Linked DNA regions of Homo sapiens: all the other regions are linked to region 4. A link is a contact called in ENCODE Hi-C or POLR2A ChIA-PET data. All regions are on one chromosome and are shown on one strand. Each heading gives the region's core, a stretch centred on a gene start or an enhancer-like site at or near the end of the contact. The rest is flanking DNA. Distances are from core to core; before and after follow the strand shown. Region 1 overlaps NFATC2 (nuclear factor of activated T cells 2). Region 2 overlaps NFATC2 (nuclear factor of activated T cells 2). Region 3 overlaps NFATC2 (nuclear factor of activated T cells 2). Region 4 overlaps ATP9A (ATPase phospholipid transporting 9A (putative)).

Region 1 (2,700 bases), core at 152-2,651, 170 kb before region 4:
GGCCTGTAATCCCAGCACTTTGGGAGGCCGAGGCAGGTGGATCACCTGAGGTCAGAAGTTCGAGACCAGCCTGACCAATATGGTGAAACCCCATCTCTACTAAAAACTACAAAAATTGGCCGGGCCTGGTAGCATGTACCTGTAATCCCGGCTACTTGGGTGGCTGAGGTGGGAGAATCGCTTGAACCCAGGAGGCGGATGTTGCAGTGAGCCGAGATCACGCTACTACACTCCAGGCTGGGCAATAAAGCAAGACTTCATCTCAAAAAAACAAACAAAGAAACAAAACAAAACAAAAAAAAGTTCTGCAACTACAGAGTAGTGGTAGTTGCACAATATTGTGAATGTACTTCATGTACTGAATTGCATACTTGAAAATAGCTAAAATGGTAAATTTTATGTGTATTTTACCACAATAGGAGAAAATATCCTATATAAGACAAAACAGCCCATGCTTAGCACACAGTAACAACTCAAGACATGATGGTCTTTGCTATCGTTGACTTTCAAAAATGCCCCTCTTTTTCTTGCTAAGTTATTTTCACAACACTTTATTTGTTTAAACCCTTAAATCATAGCCCTACAGCAAGGAAGACACTATCACTCCCATCTAGAGAGGAGAGGACAGATGCTCAGAGCTCAGCTTCAGTGAAGGGCAGCACGTGCTCTTGGTTAAGGCTATAGTGTTGGACACCCCCCTGGTTGATCCTTGTAGGGGTTTTCACAGCTCTGAGCCTCAGTCTCCCCATCTGTAAAATGGGGCTGTTAACAGTCCCACTTCACAGGTCATTACGAGGATTAAACAAGTTCATCAAAAGCGTGTCTGGCTTAATAAACATGGGTCAGCAAGGTTAGCAACACTAAAAGCTGTAGCTTCTGAGAGGCTGTATGTGCCAGCCATAGACATTGTTGTCTTATATATTTTAGCATATATGTACCAAACATATGCATGTGTGTACACAGGTCACCTCTGTGGTCACTGCTGTTCTCGGTGAATCCTGAGCCATAACCCAGGTTTCTTCTTCTTTTTTTTTTTTTAATAGAGACTGGATGTTGCCATGTTGCCTAGGCTGATCTCAAACACCTGAGCTCAGGCGATCCGCACGCCTCGCCCTCCCAAAGTGCTGGGATCATAGGCATGAGCCACTACGCCTGGCCCAGGTTTCTTGACCCCAGTTGCCAGTGTTTCTCAAAGTGTGGCTCTCAGGTCACCTGTAGCAGAATCTTCCCCCAGCAACGCAGGGTCAGAAGGTGCTAGATAAAAATGCAGATACCCAGGCCACATCCCTCACCCTCTGTGCCCCAATCTCTCGGGCAGAGGCCAGACATTTGCATTTTAACAATCTTTCCGGGTGACTTGTCACGCACGTTTGCTTAAGAGCCAAGTTCCACACTTAAGAGGCCACCTGAGGACGGGGAACTCCTCCAGGGCAGGCCCCAGTCCTCAGAGAACCCAGAGGCAAAGCAATTAGCTTTTGAAAGAGGAACTGAAGCCAGCGCACAGCAGCCCAAATTACCCTCCTGAGCTCTACTTCTCTATTGCTCTCTGATGCAACCTCCATCACCTATGGCTGCTAATTGGGGTGACAGGTCCAGGGTGGGTGGGAGGCTCTAAGGAAGCCCAGTGGGCCTCCCAGGCTTGCACCCACCCTCCTCATCAGCCCCCCTTTCTCCCATTCATTTCTGAGACTGCAGACAATCCAAACCGCACAGCCTGCAGTTTTCCAACCAAACCAGGCACCTTGCTTTTAAAGTCATCTTTGAGGGCCTGGCTCAGGCCTGCGGGTGAAGTCTTGACCTCTGCTCCAGCTTAAGCTTCAAGGTGGCCCCTGCAAAGTGACTTCCCCAGGCTTCCCTCCTGCCCCTGGATTCTGGCACGTCATAAAGTGGCTTGGGGGGGCTCTTGTATTTTATGAGCTCTGAATCAACAGGACGCTGTTGGTTTAACCAGTTTGGGTGTTGACTTTGTCTTGCAACTGTGCCCACCTGCAGCACAGCAGCAGCCACCGCAAAGGTTCAGCGAAGAAAACTGACACCGGCACAGGGTTCCCCCACATCGCCCAAGTAGGCCTGGAAATGGGAAGTTATTGCCTGACTATCTGAAATTCGCCGTCAAGCCGGGTGGCCAAGAATTACGATCTATCCAAGAACCTCAGGAGAGACTGGTTAGAGAAATTCGCTCCTACAGAGAGGGCAGTTTCTGTTAATAACAGCGGACAGGCTGGGTGTGGTGGCTCACCCCTGTAATCCCAGCACTTTGGGAGGCCAAGGTGGGCAGATCACTTGAGGTCAGAACTTCGAGACCAGCCTGGCCAAGGTGGTGAAACCCCATCTCCACTAAAACTACAAAAAAAGTTAGCTGGGCGTGGTGGTACGTGCCTGGAATCCCAGCTACTTGGGAGGCTGAGGCAAGAGAATTGCTTGACCTGGGAGGTGGCGGTTGCAGTGAGTTGAGATTGCACCACTGCCCTCAAGCCTGGGTGACACAGCAAGACTCTGTTTCAACAATAAAAATAAATTTAAATTTAAGAAATAACAGGCCGGGCAGGGTGACTTATGCCTGTAATCCCAGCACTTTGGGAGGCTGAGGCTGGCAGATCACCTGAGGTCAGGAGTTTGAGACCAGCCTGGCCAACATGATGAAACCCCATCTCTGCTAATAATACAAAAAAAAAAAAAAAAATAGCTGGGCATGATGGC
Region 2 (2,700 bases), core at 175-2,674, 130 kb before region 4:
AGCCTACCTGGAGTGTTTGAGGAATAGCACAGAGGCCATTAGCAGGTGGGAATGGAGTGAGGGAGTGAGTGAGTGAGGAAGAGAGGCAGGCAGGGACCGGGTGACACGGCCTGGTCCACGGTGAGGAGCACAAGGCTACTCTGCATCTATACTCCGGGAGGGGAGACACAGGAGGGCTCAGAATGGGGGTGGTGTAGACCAAGGTACACTCTGAACAGATCCTCTGGCAGCTGTGTGGGGAGCAGATGAATGAAGGGTGCAAGTGGAGGCAGGGAAACCAGTTAGGAGGCTGTCACCCAGACAAGAGATGATGCTAGCTTGGCCCCAGGTGACAGAGGGGAGGAGGTAAGAAATGGTTGAGCACCCTACCCCGAGCCCAGCTCCCACACAGATGCACAGAACTGTGAGGAAGGCCAACAGGCCAACTGGATGCCCATAAAAGATCACAAGGCAAAGAGAAGCAGATGAGAAAGAGAAAGAGATTCAAAATCTAAAACGCGGCCGGGCACGGTGGCTCATGCCTATAATCCCAGCATTTTCGGAAGCCAAGGTGGGTGGATCACTTGAGGCCAGGAGTTCAAGATCAGCCTGACCAACATGATGAAACCCGTCTCTACCAAAAATACAAAAATTAGCCAGGCGTGGTGGCTAATACCAGCTGCTTTGGAGGCTGAGGCAGGAGAATCGCTTGAATCCGGAGGCAGATGTTGCAGTGAGCCGAGATCGCACCACTGCACTCCAGCCTGGATGACAGAGCAAGACTCCATCTTAAAAAAAAAAAAAGAAAGAAAGAAAGAAAGAAAAAGAAATCTAAAACACTTCTGCTTCCTACCTGTAAAAGCTTTACCTCAGGCAAGTCACATTTCTCTGGGGCTCAGTTTTTTCATTTGTAAGATAGTAGAACCCAATTCATGGGGTTACAATGGTTAATGCAAGTCTTCTCTTAATGTCTGGCCTATTGTACATGCTCAATAAGTAATACTTTTCTAACCTCTGCCTTTAATGATCTGAGTCGTGGCTCTGCCAATTTAGTTGCTGTATTATCTTTATATTAAAATTTCATATAATCTCTCTGAACCTCTATTTGGCCACCTGAAAACTGATCATGACAGTACCTACCCTCAAGTACTCAGTATGAGATTGAATGAGACAACTTTAGTTTAGCAAAAGGTCTGGCACGTAGGAATCCCTCAATAAAATGATAACCAGAGCCCTCAGTAAAATGGTAGCTGAAACCCTCAGTAAAATGATACATGAATCAGACACACCAGTCATCCAACTAGATGATTTCTAAGTCTCCTTCTAGCTCAATTATCCCCAAACTCTTTAAAAAAAATTTTTAATAGAAAAAATGACAGCTTAACAGCTTCAAGTCCCTGAATGAATCAACCCTGGAGTTGCAAGTTAAGGCAACCCAAGTTGAAGAGAAGTTGGAACTCCCACCTCAAAGTGAACAAAACTAAACATAGGCACTTCTACTTGGGTGATACCTATTACTCTGAGTCATAGAATTAAGTAAGTTTAGAGGTAGGAGGGAACTTACAGAGCCCTACCCACTCGTTTTAGGGCAGAGGCTCCTACAGCTCAGTGAGAAGTATGTGGGCTGAGGTTGCACAGCGAGGCTCAGGCAGAAGAGGAAGCCAAGAATGCTCCCACCCCTCCACCCTCACCCTCACCACCCCCCCCTCCACCCCCACCCTCACCACCACCCCACTCCCACCTCCACACTCACCACCCCGCACCTCTACCCTCGCCCTCACCCTCACCAACCCCCACCACCCCCACCCTCACCACCACCCCACCTCCACCTTCACACTCACCACCCCGCACCTCTACCCCCACACTCACCACCCTCACCCCCACCCCCACCCTCACCCTCCCAGGCAGTCTGGTCAGTCAGAGGGTGAGAAGGAGGAACCAACAAAAGCTCCATCCAAAAGAAAGGAAAAGAATGGAGTGGGAAGTGTTTTAGACTAGCAGAAACACCTTTCTTGCTATCAGAGTTCAACACAAACACCTTAAGGGGCCAGGCAAGTAATGAAAATGAGCTGGCAACCAGTGCAAAGACTGAGGAACCAAGTTCCCAACCTAAAGACACTCAAACACAGATGGTTTTTCTCTCTTAAACCATTATACCACCAGGGCCACTCACTGCTGGCTTGTCTGGCACTTTCATGCAGCTTCACAGCAGACAACACTTCCTCTATACCTTTGGCAGGTATGCGTCAGAACACTGTCTTAATAAACCTGCAAATGTGAATGGCACCCTCATGATACACACAGCTGTTGTGCCATGCACAGCCTGTGCAACTGTATCCAGTGACACACAGAAGATTTCCCTGGGTTATGAGTTGGGGACCTCTATCTACATTCCATGGTCTTATAAAAGGCACTGAAATGCCACAGGGAAGCTGACATGGAAACCAAAAACCTCATTCACCATCAACACTTAACTCCTGAATCAGACTCAGCTGGCTCCAACCTCTGTACTGATGCTCAAGGTGGACACCAAGCAAGCTTCTGCCTCAGGGCTTCAGCACTGGCTGCTCCCTTTCCTACCACGCTGGCTCCCAAGATAGCAACACAGCTTATTCCCTCACTGCACTCAAAATTCCATTCAAACGGCACCCCTTCAGGAAGTTCTTCCCTAAATAGCATCCTCACCACTTCCCAGTCACTTTCCATCCCCCATTCCTGCCT
Region 3 (2,700 bases), core at 41-2,540, 150 kb before region 4:
TAATCCCAGCTACTCAGGAGACCAAGGCAGGAGAATCACTTGAACCCGGGGGTTGGAGGTGGCAGTGAGCCGATATTGCACCACTGCACTCCCGCCTGGGTCACAAAGCAAGACTCTGTCTCAAAAAAAATAGAATGTGCTTCCTGCCGCACAGGAGAGAGAGTGGGGCAGGAAGGAGGGAGAAAAGAAGGGGCACAGAGGGAGATGGAGGGAGAGAAACAAACAGCAACCTAAACAAACAAAAACGGTAGTTCCTTGAGAGAAAAACCTCTTTAGGAAAGCCAAGAATGGCCTCTCTGAGTTGAAGAGCAGCCTCTGGGTTGAGCTGGGCTGGCTTATACAATGTGAGCAGATAGAATCCACCTGGCACTGGTGAGGGTCCCTTCCCCGCCTCCCCGGGTAACACCAGAAAGCAGTGTGGTATAGCTGAAAGCACAAAGTTTTTCACTTTGGGTCAGACATATCTGAATTTCGATGCCAGCTCTGCTTCTTGATGGCTGTGTGACTGTGAGCAATCGCTCCACCCCTGAGTTTCCATATGCTCAGATAAAAAGGAGACATCACCCCCCACCCTGCAGGCCTCTTCTGAAAGGCGAAATAAGGTGACCTTTGTTGGGCACCAAAGCACAGCACACGGTAGGTACCCATGAAACGAGAACTTTCCTTGTCATCGGAGGATGACGCAAATCGAAACAGGGAGGTGATATTACAGAACTGAATGGAAGGGTGAAGAATGAATGTGAACAAAGTGAGAACCAACGTGAAGGCCTCCCATATGGGAAAGCCCAGGCACTAATTGCAGTCTTCTCAGTGGGCTGGCTCAACAGTTGCCGGCTTGGAGTGTCAGAGGAAAGAGGGGCCAGGTGAAGAAACCTCACCATCTTTCATGAAAGGAATACTTCCCGTCCACCCTCCATCCTCCCCTCCTACAAAAGGTACAGAATGTGCCCAGAATCCCAACTGCTCAGCTGCCTCATTCTGGAAGAGCCTTCCTCGCCAGGTCCCTGGAGGTTTGATGAGAAGAACAGATAGCCATTTACTTGCTTCTCCAAAAACTCAGTGATTTGGGTTTTGCAAATAGAACTTGATGTTTTGAGATGACATGATCTACCCTTCAGGTTCCAAACTCCCCACCATCCCCATTTTCGGGAGACCTCGGTCAGGAGGCTTTGGGGCGGCCTTTTCAGGCTTCTCCAAAGGTGAGGTCTTCTCGGTGGCCTGGACCAGCCGGATCACACTCCAGGCACAGCAGACACATTCTGCAATACAGGAGCTCCACGTCACTGGCCTCCCGAGCAAAGGAAACGCCACTTCCTGCAGCCAAGGTGAGAGCGAAAGTTTTCTGCTTCTTGTAATTTCCCAGGCAGTTGAAAAGGTTCCAGGAAGAAGCAGTGCTTCTAGTGCACACCGTGAAGGGCTGAATGCACGGGAGGGGAGTGTCTGTGGCGTCTGCGGGGGTGGGGGCCCAGGCTGCAGCTTGGTGCGACTTCCATCCACCAACCTTCCCATCAAAGGGACCCAAGAAGCCAACTGCAGGCTTGGGGGCATCATTCTATTAATAATCCACTCTGTCCCCTTGTCAACTCAGCTACTTGAAAAACCGGATCTGAGGAATGACGTGTGATTTAGACATCCCGCCACAGTTAGCTATATAAATGACGCCATCCAACCTCATCACAAGGAAAACTTTGCACCCTCCATAGGTGAAGACCTTTCTACACAGTGTATTGGGATCGCTTGCAAACATAGCTAATGTAATCTCCATAACAATGCTCAGAGAAGAGCAGTGTTATCCCATTTTTAGATGAGAACGGTGAGGCTCAACCAGGTTAACTAACTTGCTCACTATCCTACAGGTCATAAGTGATCAGGTGGCAACAGCCTCCACTGGCCCTGTTTGTTTCTTCTGTTGTATGGCTGATTCCTGATTCAGAAAAAGGCAAAATCCCCCCACCCCCAGCCCCCCAAGTCTGGCCTATGCATTTTAAGACAGGCAAATCCACCCCACCAGCTCAGCAATAAGAACCCAGAGACACACAAACATGGCCTCCACGTGTCAAAGACCCTCAGCGTCAAAGAGAAAGTTATTCAGACTCACCCCTGCCTGCCACCAAATTCAAGATCTGCCTATTTTTAGTGGCAACTTAACTGTCCTGATACAAAGATAAAAAGGCATCAATATCTGTTGATTCTTGCTGTTCCTTTTTTTTTTTGGTGTAAAGTACTAAGAGCTCACTCATTGCAGGAAAAAATAGACAAGATAAATCACAAAAAGAATACCCCTTGAAAATAAGTAAGCATTTGAGTGTACATCCTTCCAAACTTTTCTTTCATTCCAAACTGTTTTATTATTCATTTTATTTTTCCTCTTAATTGACAAATAACAATTTTATATATTTATGGGGTACAATATGTGATGCTTTAATATGTGTTTACATTGTGGAATGATTAAATCAAGCTAATTAACACATCCATCACCTCACATACTTATTGTTTGGTGGTAAAAACACTTCAGATCTACTCTTAGCACTTTTGAAATATAGACAATGATTATTTACTATAGTCACCATTCTGTACAAGAGATCACTAAAGCTTATCCCCCTAACTGAAGTTATCTACGCTTTCAGACTTTTCTTCCAGGCACACAGATCAACATATTGGCATTCGAGTTTATGTACTGTCTCCATTGACTAAGATGGT
Region 4 (2,700 bases), core at 166-2,665:
AGCATCTGACGGGTGGAGGCCAGGGGTGCTGCTCACCCTCCTACATCACACAGGACGCCCCCAACCACCACCAGGAACTCCTCCAGCCCTAAAAGTCAACAGTGCTGAGACTGAGAAGTCCTAGCTCTGAGGAATGACGGCGCAGCCACAGATCCTTCCCCCATTTTCCCCCAATGATTCGCGTCACTGGGAGGTGGGAGGCAGTAAAGATAAGCAAGAAAACTGAGCATGGCCATCAATACCTTGTGCCTAAATTTTGCTACTCCAGGAAGCCCAGAATAAATGCCCGGAAAGTCTTCATTGAATATGGAACCGTGGAGACAAAAGTGACTGCATCTCAAGCTGGGTGTGGTGGCTCACGCCTGTAGTCCCAACACTTTGGGAGGCTCAGGTAGGTAGATCACCTGAGGTCAGGAGTTCGAGACCAGCCTAGCCAACATGGTGAGACCCTGTCTCTACTAAAATTACAAAATTAGCTGGGCGTGGTGGTGCATGCCTGTAATCCCAGCTACTCAGGAGGCAAGGCTGGAGAATCACTTAAACCTGGGAGGCGGAGGTTGCAATGAGCTGAGATTGCACCATTGCTCTCCAACCTGGGCAACAAGAGCGAAACTCCATCTTAAAAAAAAAGTGACTGCATCTCAGGTGCAAATGCGCCATGCTGACTTCTGATTAGCCCAGTCCCATGAACACCCCCGATTCCTACTTAATTCACCGTCCTTCACATAAGAACATGTCAACCTTGATGTTATCGCACAAATTACAGGTGATGAAACATACAGCTTTCTTGCCTCTCCTGGAAGGTGCCCGTAATTGTCCTGCTGGGGCACGCGGACCCTTTCCCTGTGGTATAAGCCCTGGGTCTAGGGAGTAACAGTATGGACATCCACCTGTTTTCCTGCCGCCCAAAACTACACTTCTGTCTGTTCGGCTCCCCCAAAAACCACGCTTCTATCTGTAAGTTTCCCCCAATAAAACACCCTTTAACGACAAACTGGATTTGCCTGCCTTGTTCTTTGGTTTCAGGCTCCTTTGGAGGCCACTTTGTCTATGCAGCCCTTTCATGGAACAGAAATATCCAAAATCAGATTAGTGGTAGAGTTTCCTCTTTTAGAATAACTTTCAAATGCCCCTTAATCACCAACAATCTTTTAGAACAACATGCTGACTCATAAGAGCACCCCCAGGCCAAGACAGGCACCCACGTTTAAAAGCGTTCAACTGCACACTTTATCTCTGATAGACTGTGGCTATGCCTGCTCTTGACGCAGGCCAAAGAGAGCTGTGGGGTCTGCACATTAAAGAATCAGAGGTTTTATTTTTTCCTTCCCCCCGACAACCAAAGGGTGCTCAACAACATGTGGCTGTAGGAAATGATGCTCCCAGCCCAGCTTCCTCACTAAGAAAAGGGCTTGAGTGAGTTCAGAAGTTCTGTCCAATATAAATACCGCATCAACGATCCCCTCCCATGAGTCACTTCCTCCCACGGAGTTCATCACAAGTTTATTTCGTTCCCATATTATGGCAAGATTACGCCATAAATTTACAGAGATCGGCCGGCTGTGTGGCATTGTTTGGGGGCCTCATCTTTTCCCACCGTGGTCTGCATCTGGCACCTGCTCAAAGGCCTCTTTTAGTCCAGCAATGACAGCGCTACGATGATCTACAGCCACGATCCAAACCCGTGGCTCCACGTGGGAAGGGGGAGAAGGCACTGGAACATCTTGTACGCCACAAAAACAAAACAGGGACACAACCTTCCTGCAAAAAGACATCACACGAGTCCTTCTCCAACCTTGCCTGATTTCTTAAGAGACAGACATTCACACAAGGAAATGGCCTTGCTTTGTGGGTGCAAGAAGGTGCCATCTTGCACTGTGCGTGCACTCACACATGTTTAAAAAAGAGACAGGGGAGACCCAAACTGGGGCTGTCCACAGTCACTAAACCAAGTCAAGAGAATTTTTCTTTTTTTTCTTATTCTTTTTTCTTTTTCTTTATTTTTTTGAGACAGGGTCTTGCTGTGTTGCCCAGGCTAGAGCGCAATGGCACAATCACGACTCACTACAGCCTCGACCTCCTGGACTCGAGTGACCTCAACCTGGACCTCCTGACCTCAACCTTCCCAGTAGCTGGGACTACAGGTGTGCACCACCATGCCCAGCTAATTTTTTTGCTTTTAGTAGAGGTGGAGTCTGGCAATGATGCCCAGGCTGGACTGAAACTCGTTGGCTCAAGTGATCCTCCTGCCTTGGCCTCCCAAAGTATTACAGGCAGGAGCCACCGTACCAAGCCTAGGAGAAGTTTTATAACTGAACTAAAACTTCCTCACATCAGATAACTGGACAGTCATTTGCATAGAGCATTTGGGTTATATGAACACATCATAACAGGGTTTCTCAGGCCCTTCCTCAGGTGGGGGCTGTCCTGTGCATTGCAGGATGCTGAGCGGCATCCCTGCTCTCCACCTATGACATGCCAGTAGCACTCTCAGCCTCTGGTTGTGACAACCACAAATGTTGCCAGACATTCTCGAATGCCCCCAGGATGAGAACCATCACATTAGAGGAGTGTGGTGAGGTTTGTGCCAAGGGGAGAACTAGTCCAAAAGCCCCAGAGGCCCAGTTCCACCAACCCAACCAAAGATAAAGAGGTCAGAAAATGAGAAAAAAATAGCAAAATAATACTTATTTCATTAAA

What was found. A loop is a pair of places that touch in the nucleus more often than their neighbours do. ChIA-PET counts read pairs that join two places held with the same protein, here RNA polymerase II (POLR2A). Pooled maps may share reads with other maps.
Region 1: a pooled map shows a loop between it and region 4 (2.2-fold over the local background). The contact joins two enhancer-like sites. A Hi-C loop is called at or near these places in 1 of 168 maps with a recorded cell type or tissue (endothelial cell of umbilical vein), 1 of 37 single-sample maps with no recorded cell type and 4 of 50 pooled maps. POLR2A ChIA-PET finds 5 or more read pairs at or near these places in 2 of 52 experiments (WTC11 and activated T-cell).
Region 2: a pooled map shows a loop between it and region 4 (3-fold over the local background). The contact joins two enhancer-like sites. A Hi-C loop is called at or near these places in 6 of 50 pooled maps. POLR2A ChIA-PET finds 5 or more read pairs at or near these places in 2 of 52 experiments (H1 and WTC11).
Region 3: a loop to region 4 is called in a pooled map, with 5 times the contacts of the local background. The contact joins two enhancer-like sites. A Hi-C loop is called at or near these places in 7 of 50 pooled maps. POLR2A ChIA-PET finds 5 or more read pairs at or near these places in 3 of 52 experiments (GM12878, H1 and activated T-cell).

The regions. Positions count from the first base shown.
Region 1 is chr20:51,459,615-51,462,314 of GRCh38, forward strand. All of the region lies in intron 5 of NFATC2 (nuclear factor of activated T cells 2), which reads right to left. Among named protein-coding and RNA genes, the nearest start is that of MIR3194, 8.0 kb to the left of the region's middle. Within about 2 kb of position 1,402, at least 4 of the 41 ENCODE cell types and tissues checked have a DNase peak (open chromatin) inside an H3K27ac peak, as active enhancers do.
Region 2 is chr20:51,498,972-51,501,671 of GRCh38, forward strand. All of the region lies in intron 3 of NFATC2 (nuclear factor of activated T cells 2), which reads right to left. Among named protein-coding and RNA genes, the nearest start is that of NFATC2, 42 kb to the right of the region's middle. Within about 2 kb of position 1,425, at least 8 of the 41 ENCODE cell types and tissues checked have a DNase peak (open chromatin) inside an H3K27ac peak, as active enhancers do.
Region 3 is chr20:51,480,166-51,482,865 of GRCh38, forward strand. All of the region lies in intron 3 of NFATC2 (nuclear factor of activated T cells 2), which reads right to left. Among named protein-coding and RNA genes, the nearest start is that of MIR3194, 29 kb to the left of the region's middle. Within about 2 kb of position 1,291, at least 6 of the 41 ENCODE cell types and tissues checked have a DNase peak (open chromatin) inside an H3K27ac peak, as active enhancers do.
Region 4 is chr20:51,630,081-51,632,780 of GRCh38, forward strand. The region is part of intron 15 of ATP9A (ATPase phospholipid transporting 9A (putative)); the gene reads right to left. Among named protein-coding and RNA genes, the nearest start is that of NFATC2, 89 kb to the left of the region's middle. RefSeq lists an enhancer at 794-1,993. Within about 2 kb of position 1,416, at least 27 of the 41 ENCODE cell types and tissues checked have a DNase peak (open chromatin) inside an H3K27ac peak, as active enhancers do.